Regions from separate parts of the Mus musculus genome. Here region 2 is linked to region 1. A link is a loop called in an ENCODE intact Hi-C map of the cell type or tissue named here. Cell type or tissue: left cerebral cortex. All regions are shown on one strand.

Region 1 (5,000 bases):
AATCCTGAAATGCAGCCCCAGAGCCTAGTAGTTCGTTTCCGCCTTTGCTTTGCAGGCGTACCCATCTCCCTGGTGATCAACTCTACGGGCCTGCAGGCACCTGGCCACCTTGAGTCTGTGGAGCTCTCACACAGCTCGGGGAGGTCCCTTCTCACTCTGCCCACACAACTCCTCTCCAATGGGTCCACCCATCAGCTGTGGGCTGGGCCACCCTTCCACGTGCCGAAGGAACGCTTTTATCTCAAGGTGAAGGGCAAAGACCACGAGGGGAATCCCCTCCTTCGTGTCTCTGGAGTTTCCTACAGTGCAGTGGCCCCAGGTGAGTGTCTTCCTGGAAGCCTTCCCTGGCTAGATTAGTTTGGGGAAACTTCCATGAATAGCTGGTCCCTGTTAGGTGTTATGATAAATCCTGACATGCTTCAGACATGACCTTCAATTTGAAGATGTAGAACACAGCCATTCATCTATCTACCCTCTCATCTGCCTGCCCATCTGCACACCAGGTTGCCCATCCATCCACCACACACACACACACACACACACACACACACACACACACACACACAGCAATACTCCCACCTCCTTCCCATCTCCCACCCACCCATCCATGTATCAAGGTACCCATCTATATAATCATCCACAGTTCACTCATCCATATGTTTATATCTGGTTTTCTGTCCATTCATCCATCCACCTACTCATCCATCTAACTATCCACATGTATTTATCCAAGCATCCATCTATCCATCCAGTTTGCTACATAGAGCCAACAAGCTCACCATCTATCCATTGATTTACCTACCCATTATCCAACTCCTTATCTATTCATCACTTCATCCATCTACCCATCATTTTGCCCTTTCACTCTCTCACCCATCTCTTCATCCATCCATCCATCATCCATCTCTCCATCTCTCCATCCATTCATCTATCCATCTCTCCATCAATTTCTCCATCCATCTCTCCAACAATTTCTCCATCCATCCATCCATCCATCCATCCATCCATTCATTCATCCATCCATCTCTCTATTCATCCATCACTCATTCATAATTTTGAGGTTTACTAAGCTAAGCCCAAGCCATAGTGCATGGAAGCGTTGACCCAGCACTTGCCAATGCTGGCCCATTGCCCACTTTCATCAGTTCTGTGTGGTAGACAGAGGAGCAACCCCTCACTGAACACCGTGACAGTAAAGTTCTGGGAATCATGACAAGGAGATAAGTTCACCCACCTACTGGAGGGCTCCAGAATCCGGTGTGCACATAGCTGCAAGGGATGCCTGAGACCACACTCGGAGGCTGCTGATGCTTCATGTCCCCATACTGACTCCCACCATGTGACTTGCTCTGGTTTCTGTGCCCCAAAGCCAGGAAGCTCCTAGGGAAGGGTAGAATTTTAGGCTTCCCACCTCCACTTCTGCTCCTGGCAGGTGCAGCTGGGCTCATGGGTCACCTGACCACATTGTAGGCTCTGTGGCCCACCCTGTGCCCACTGTCCTCCTTAAGTACCTGAGGAGCCCACAGAAGAAAGTCTCATAGGCGTTCCACACTTTTTGGTGGGGCAGTTACTCTATCCCTTTCCAATAAGGGTGTGTGAAAGGCGGGAGGGAGGGCTGGCTTTGAGGCTACCCACAGTGCCCACACAAGAACACTCTTTGAAGACATTCCCCCTCTCCTTTCTCCCTCCCCCATCTCTCCTTCCTCTTTTCTGTTTCATCCTGCCTCCTGGTCCCTGGGCATCTTGACCGCTATACCATGCTGCTGTCCCTGAACCTTTCTGTCATGCCTTTACAGCCTGAGGAGAAGCTTTCTAGAGAGAGTTCATCACTGGAGACCTGTCTCCTTCCATTCTGTCTTCTCAGATGGAACCAGGGACTTAGGATGCAGCTCTGGGCTTTGGTCTCTATTGACACTCCAATGGGGATAGGGAGGGATGGGCCAAGGTATTTTTTCCCTTCATTCCTTACTTTAAGAGCTGAGGGGGCTGGGATTTGCCTCAGAGCAGCTTGACTCTGGGGCTGAAGGTTTGTGGTGGGTCTGGTGTTCCTGGGCCTGTTCTGTCAGAAGAGGGGTAACCAAGCTGGCTAGTAGAGGCTCCAGATTGTGGGGGCGAGCAGCGTCTGCACACACTGCTGAGGACGTGGCTGGAAGTCTGACACCCCTCTCCCTGGGGATGTGGCAGGCAGCCCAGGGCATGATGTCACCTACCACTCTCCCAGCCCCCAGCCTGGGTTCTGAGGCACTTGGTGCATTGTCTCACCCCTTGAGCATCTTACTGGGCTTCTGTCCCCTCTGGCTGGGATGCAAAGAAGACAGCCTTATGGACTGAGTGCTTGCCAGCACCATGGGCTGCTGCTGACCCTGCCGGATACTTTCTCAGAGGTCTCTTGAAAACAACTCAAATGGAAAAAGGCTGTTGCTCCCAGGACAGGGGTCGGGTAAGGAGATGAGCAGTGTCAGACAGGAAGGTCACAAGCTGTGAGTTTCCTCGAAGTTTTTTGCTTTATCTCGAGAATGCTGTGAGTCTCACATTGGTAGTCATTTCCAGCCGTGCTTCCCCCACCCCCACTGGAAAGGGTTCCCTGCAGTGACCTGAGTGATCTGGGTCCCACTCTTGGATGAAGAAGAGCCCATTGCACAGCCCTCCCGCACAGTGGGCAGCATCTGGTCAGATCTCAGAGCTGCTCCCAGGCAGATGGGGCCTGGCCGGTGCAGGTCTGCCTTCTAACTGGCTTCCTCAGAAGCCTTGGGGAGGTTGTGGAATACTCTCTGCTGATGGTTGTCACCAGCTCCTAATCACACCACAGGCTCAGGGACATCACCAGCCCATCTATACAGCATCTTACTGATTACACCAAGGAGAGTCCTTCTTGAAGCTAATTAGTCTTATACGCTTTTAACCTTAGTTTGATAATTTAAAAATGCTTTCTTAGCATGTAATTATTAGTACTATGTATTTCGTTGTGACATTTCTGTCTCCTGCCCTCTACCCACTTCCACTGCTCACCCTCCAACTACTCCCCCTTTGGCTTAATGCCCTTTTTCAGGCAACCTGATAAGTTTCTTTGGCGTTGCTTACAAGAACACTAGTGAGCATGGACATTTTACCAATGTCAACACACCCAAGAAAATGTCTCCTCCTCATCCACTGTTAGCTGTTGGAAGTCCTCACAGATGAGTGGGACCTTGTGAACCCTTCTTTATTCTATGACAGGATGTTGACAGGCCCAGCCTGTGGCAGATCTTGTACACTTGAGTGCAATGGTCATGTTGTGCTGGAAGCCAGCATCACACACCATTTTCCCTGCTTCCTCTAGCTCTTGCATTCTTCCTACCCCTTCTCTGATGTCCCCTAAACTTTGGAGGGGTCACCCCTATTTTGCAGAAGTAAAAACTGAGGTTCAGAAAGGTAAGTGGTCTGTCTTGGGTGACCATTGAATGTGACCACACATTGCCTTAAGGCTGGCCTCTGGCTCGTGCTTCTTTCTAAGGGCCCCTGTGTGACGGAGGTACCATGGCCAGGTTTCGGCATGGTAGGGAAGAAGTCTAAACCCTGTGCTTGCCTTCAGGTGTGCCGCTGGTCAGCATGGCTCCTAAGATCCATGGTTACCTACAGCAGCCCCTGCTGGTGTCCTGCTCTGTGTATAGCACCCTCCCCTTCCAGCTACAGCTGCAGAGAGATGGAGAGAGGCTGGGCGAGGAGCGGTACTTTCAGTGAGTAGCTGTTGGGCAGCAATTGTCTTTGGCTCTAATGCCTCTCTCAAAGAGTGGGCAACAGGAGAGACTTGGGGTCAGTTTAATTGTCATCCTGATCATCCTGGTTGGAGATGGGGAGAGTGGGTATCCTGGTTATGAATGAGCCCAGTAGTGGGGGTCAGGAGTGGAGGGACCTCCTAGACCCTTCCCTTAGGGTGGGAGTCTAGAATTCAGAGAGGTCAAGGCATGGACTCAGCTCACATAGCATGCTGTGGGATTTGCCTGGTTCTTTTAACTGAGCCTCAGTGAGGAATTGGGGTTACCCTTGGTACAGGACTTGGGGGGGCTGAGGCCCCTGAAACTGGGAAACCCTGGCTGGGGTCAGAGTGACCACACTGTCTGCTGCTTTTGCAGAGAGTCGGGAAACAGCAGCTGGGAGATCCCGAGAGCCTCTAAGGCTGAGGAAGGCACGTACCAGTGCATAGCCGTCAGCAGAGCTGGGTCAGGACGAGCCAGCGCCCAGATTGTCATCACAGGTCGATCCCCTTCTCTCTGTGTGTGTCCGCTGTGTTCCTCCCCTCCCCTTGAAGGTTCTTTGAAGCCACTCTCTATCCTTAGAGCAGAGTACTAGCCTGCTGTCACCTGGGGACAGTCTCTCACTCAGAACATAGCTACACTGTTCAAATATTGGTCTCGTGCCGGATGTCCTTGTAGGGTTACTATAACCCTGCCACGATGCCACCCCCGAGCTCTAGATGACGGGAGATGCCACAGGCAGTCTCAGAGTGAGATTAGATGTAGTCTTTAAAATTAAAGACCCAAATAGTCTTGTGGGGAAGAAAAGAAATTCAATGTAGTGACCTCGCATCCATTTATAAAACATTGCACAGACCCCTGGCAGAAAGATGGGAAAGCATAAAACAGGACATCAAAGCCACCCGCAATTCCATAAATGTAGCATGTAGATGGGCTCCTTCTGCTGTGGTCTGTGCATGTGTGTGCAGGGCCACTTTCCTGTCTGTGGTCTGTGCATGTGTGTGCAGGGCCACTTTCCTGTGAGCTTTCTTGCAGGGGCCAGAGTTTGGCAGCAGGTGTTCCCTCTGTTTTGTTTTTGACACAGGATCTCTCCTGGAACCTAGGAATGCTCTCTAATTTTAACTAGACTGAGGAGTGGAGGGGGCAGGCCCCAGGGATGCCCCCCCCATCTCCACCACCTAGAGCTGAGGTTACAGATGTGGGCTGCCACACCTGGATTTTATGTGAATGACTGGAATCTAACCCTGGATCCTAATGCTTGTACAT
Region 2 (5,000 bases), 190 kb after region 1:
TTATACTGGGCTTAAATATGTTGAGAATAAACTGCCCGAGGTCGGGTTCTTTAGAAGACCTGATCCAGGCTGATGGAGTCGTAATGAAGCAAGCTTTCGTTCCCACCTCCTCCAGGTTAGCATCTCTGCCTGACACCTGTAAGACCTTGTCACCAGCAAAATGGGATGGGGGAGTCGCTTCTTCTCACGCTAAGTACTACTGTGGTTGCACTGAGGAGAAATCAAGAAAGCTCTTTTCTTGGAGATGAAAGCCTTCTGCTTCAGAGGTCCTGACAGTGAAGTAAGGGGACTCTTTCTCTCCTACCTCACTTACACTGCACCCCCAGCTGCCACACATTACTGGTCTTGAGGCTTCTCCTGCACCTCTTCCACACTTCCCTAGGTCTTCCAGAGCTTCTGGTCATAACTTAGATTACAGGGACCTCCCTGGGCTCAGCCTTGGGGTGCCTTAGACTTCTCGCTCCCTCCGTCTGCCCATCAAAACCTCAGCCCTTTTTACAGGTCTATGTCCCCCAATTGTCCTGGTTAACTTGACACAACCTAGAGTCATCTGAGAGAGGTGCCTCAAGTGAGAAATTGCCTAAATAAGGTTGTCCTGTAGGCATATCTATGGGATATTGTCTTGATTTTTAATGTAGAAGGACCCAGTCCACTATGGGTGGCACCATCCCTAGGCAGATGGTCCTATAAGTAAGTATAAGGAAGCTAACTGAGTATAAGCCAGCCAGCAAGCAGCATCCCCCATGGTCCTGCTGTACTTCTTTGTCTGAGAAGTGAGTTTCTTGATCAGAGGAACTGCTGTGTGGAACAATAAGTAGGCCTGCCTTCAAATTTCTGCCTCGACTTCCCTCAGTGATGGACAGTGAGCTGTAAGACAACTGAACTCTTTTCTACTCTATGTTGTTTGGTGTTTTGTCACATCAACAGAAGTGTCCCTGCCCACTCCCACAGCATCTGCACCTACAGGAGCTTCCCCTTCAGCTCCCTCAGGAAATGTGCAGGCTTAGGTGTCATTGCTCTTGCAGAGGAGTAGGGTTCAACTCCCAGCACTTACATGGAGACTCACAACAGTCTATAAGTTCAGTTCCCTCCTCTGACCTCTGAGGACATAAGGCATGCACAGTGTATATACATACACACACACACACAAAACGTTCATACACGTAAAATAAACTTTAAAATTTTAAAGATTTTAATACAGTAAAATAAACATACATCATTAAAGAGAGGGGCTTTTAAAGTGGTTCATATTCCACCAGGGAAGATGGGAAATGAAAGCATCCAGAAAGATAACTCATTATATACCAAGGACAAGAGATGGGTGAATGAATGGGAAGAGGAAGAAGTGGAAGAGTAGATAAGATGGTGGGGTAGGTGGGTAGATAAGGGAATGGATGGATGGATGGATGGGTGGGTGGGTGGGTGGGTGGATGGATGAGTGGGTGGGTGGATGGGTGGGTGGGTGGGTGGATGGATGGATGGGTGGGTGGGTGGGTGGGATGGATGGATGGATGGATGGATGGATGGATGGATGGATAGATGGATGGGTGGGTGGGTGGATGGGTGGATAGGTGATGGATGGGTGGGTGGATGGATGGATGGATAGATAGATGAAAGGATGGATAGATGGATGGGTGGGTGGGTGGATGGATGATGGATGGATGGGTGGATGGATGGATGGATGGATGGGTAGATGCATGGGAAAATTATATGGATACATGAGTGGGTATGTATAGGAATCTGTATGGATGAATAGATGGGCTAATGGATCAAGGGGTGAGAGATACATGAGCTTTTTCTCTTTTACTTACAGAGCCCCACATCCAACCTTGACTTTTCTTTGAGACAGGATGACGTGAGCTCCCTATGTAGCCCAGGCTGACCTCCAAACTTGTGTCAATCCTTCTGCCTCTGCCTCCTGAGTGCTGGAACACAGGCATATGCCCCACACCCTCAAATGAAATTTCTTTCTAAAGAAGCAGACACAGAAGCCTGGAGAGAAGGAGAGGAGTCTGACAAGGAAGGCTGGGCAGATGGGAGGCTCACGGCAAAGCTGTTTTATGTCCCGTCCTGACCATCCACCTCACGTTGCACCTCCCCGCCGCTGTCTCCCTCCTCTGGGACACCTCTCCACGGGTGGCTACTTCATGATCACTCTTTTTGACAAATCTGCAGCAGGACCCCTGGAGATGGAAGGGCTGAGGAGACAGTGCTCTTTACCCAAGCCCAGGGTGGAGGACCCTCTGTCATTTCTCCCGGTGACTTTTGTCCTTGGATGTCTGTACCATTGGAGTGGTTTCGGTCTCTGGTAACTGGGCGGCCATTAGGAAGAGGCAGGCGCATTACCCTCTCACCACACAATGGTCGGCTAATTCAGGCATTCTATTTTACCTGAAGACTTTCATCTGGAGCTGGAGCCTCCTGTTGAAGCAGGGCTGGCCCCATCTGTTGGACAGTTTTCTCCAGTCTCTCTGGCCATTATGCCTCCACTCTAGACTGGATGGTGTGTGTGTGTGTGTGTGTGTGTGTGTGTGTGTGTGTGTGTGTGTGTGTGTGCAAGCCATCAAGAGCAAGCGAGCACGTGTCTAGCAGCCTGCACTCTCTCCCTCTTGTGCCTTTATCCTCCTCCAGGGCCAAACAGAACTTATTTAAAACAGTGATGTCAGCCATGTACAGAGCGATAAAGCCTAATGCACTCACGCTGTTTTGTCTGCTGGCCTCTCCTACCGCCCCATTTCCCACTCAGAGAGCCACTCCAAACACATCAGCAGCAACTCCACAAAACAGCCACTTGTTGGCTAATTGTGCTCAGCAGCTGCTTGGAGCTGGGGACAGAGTGGATTGGGAGGAGCCTGGGAGTGCTTCCAGCCCTGAGTACTTCTGGAAGGAGCCTTCTGTCCTAGCCACAGCCCAGCTCACAGGAAGAAGCCACTCCCAGCTGAGCCACTGACCACCAAGAACAGGCTTTCAGAGGGAGAAGCATCTGTGCTCACCAGAGAGAGGCAGGGACAAGCGCTGGCCTACAGGACACTGGGAAGTCACTGCCCCATGCCCAGTTGCCCTAGTTTCCACCTCTGCCTCATGAGGCTGCAAGGGTCTCCTCCATCTCTCAGAGGCTGTCTGGTACCCATGAGGTTCAGGCAGACTAGGTACAAATCCTGGTTCTACAGCAACTGCCCTTGGAACTTGGAAACTCCGAGCCTCAGTGTCGGTTTCTTCCTCTCTAGAGTTCTGTTGGCAAATGCACCTAATGGAGGGTATTGTGAGAATTCACCAAGGTATGGTCTGTAGGTATCTGACCTCTCGCCCTGCCTTAGGGAACTCGGGATGAAGAAGGATTGCTTGGGTCTAAGGCAGGATGCCTTGATTCCATTTTGCAGATTAGAGCAGGTTAAACACAGGTCTGAAAGATAAGAACCTCACTAGCCCAGGATAGATGGAGAAAAAACAGACATGAAAGGTCCTGAGGGAAGGCCAGTTAGAAGACCAAGGAAGCAAAAGCAGTGGGGCAAACGCAGATGGGAGACTCTAGATGTGCTAAAGGCCCTGTCAGAAGGCTCCTGCAGGCAGAGGTCATAACCTTAGCTTTATCCTGAGGCCAATAGAGACCCACAAAAAGACCAAGACCAACGAGATATCTTACGAGATTTCTTTGTCAAATACCCCTCCTGGCTAGACATGGCAGTGTCTACCTGGGATCTTAGCGTTTGAGGAGGCACCAGCAAATATTTCAAGAGTTGAAGGTCATCTTAAGTTTAAGGCTAGTATGGGTACGTAAGACCCCATGTCACTCATCATCGGCATCGTTGTCATCAGCAGTGGTAACGACCCATCTTGGTCTCCAGGGAAAAAAGCTGAGGTAGGGTTGGGTGGAAATCAGAAGCAGGAGCCCAGAGAGATGGCTCAATAGGTAAAAGCACTTGCCGCCAATCATGACAACTTAGTTCCAGACTTGGGACCAACACAGTAGAAGGGGAAACCAACCCCAAGTTGCCCTCTGACATTTACAGATGCGCCATGGTGCAAATCCATGGTCAAATGCCAACACACCTATGTGCATACTAAATAAATAAGTAAAGTGCAGGGGTGGGGTTATTTTGTTTTGGGGGGGTTGGGTTTTGGGGGGGTTTTTGGTTTGTTTGTTTTTTTTTTTTTTTAGGCAGAAGCAGATAACTCAGACTTCAGACTTCAGTAGTTCAAGGCAGTGGCTGTCCCTTCCTTGAGTGGACAGGGACCCCACTGGCATAACTCAGCTTGGAGAAGTAGGAGTTAAATGCTACAGCCGCTAGAAATCAGAGGATTACAGGTTTGCTGGTGGCTTGTCCCTTCTGTCACACTGGAGCCCACGCACCCTGCTATCTCTGGGCTCAACTGTCACTACTGCGTACTGTCTCAGGACTCCATTAGAGTAGCCCTGGTGACTGCTCACAGCTGTCAAGCCAGCAGTCCTCACCCCTGCAACTGCACTTGCCACCAGTCAGTGCCTCAGAGGACAAGCTGCCCTTCCGTCAGAGGTGGCACAGCTGTGGACATGGTCAAATGCTGACTCTTGTGGGTTCAGGAGTCTGAGTTATATGGGTGTGAAACCCACTCTGCCACTTCTCACATCCAGATGTCAGATACCAGGCAAGAAAACCCCAGAGGCTCGATGGATAAAGAGCTTGCTGAGCAACCATGATAGCCTGAGCCCGGATCCCTAGCATGCAAGCATTAGCACCTGGCAGGCTGTGGCAGCCTGTCCCAGAACCAGCACATAGGAGGCTAATGCAGGGACACGATGTGGGTAGCCTAGAATAGGCAAATTGGTGAGCCCTGAGTTTAAGAGAAAGCCTGACTCATTACCGGGTAGAGAACAATTGAGAAAGATATAAGTCATCAACTTATGGTCTCCACACACAAACACATACACACACACAGACAGACAGACCATCCAGAGAAAAAGACAGACAAGTATACATACACACATCACACAGAAAGACAGACACGCATATGCATACCAC

Evidence for each region. Hi-C counts contacts between places; a loop is a spot of excess contacts. Peaks named below come from ENCODE experiments on the same cell type or tissue, not always from the same donor. Only the 100,000 strongest peaks of a DNase experiment are listed, where the experiment ranks them.
Region 2: it touches region 1 in a loop (1.9-fold over the local background); 2 of 42 quality-filtered maps call a loop at or near these places.

Annotation. Positions count from the first base shown.
Region 1 is chr2:31,346,407-31,351,406 of GRCm38, forward strand. It overlaps Hmcn2 (hemicentin 2), which reads left to right. Exons shown (of 98, transcript NM_001370902.1): 8 at 56-319; 9 at 3,572-3,716; 10 at 4,113-4,234. Among named protein-coding and RNA genes, the nearest start is that of Hmcn2, 35 kb to the left of the region's middle. In left cerebral cortex, no CTCF peak of the experiment used is centred here; a DNase peak (open chromatin) is centred at 2,167.
Region 2 is chr2:31,534,480-31,539,479 of GRCm38, forward strand. The region is part of intron 2 of Gm32952 (a long non-coding RNA gene); the gene reads right to left. Among named protein-coding and RNA genes, the nearest start is that of Gm32952, 15 kb to the right of the region's middle. In left cerebral cortex, no CTCF peak of the experiment used is centred here; a DNase peak (open chromatin) is centred at 2,838.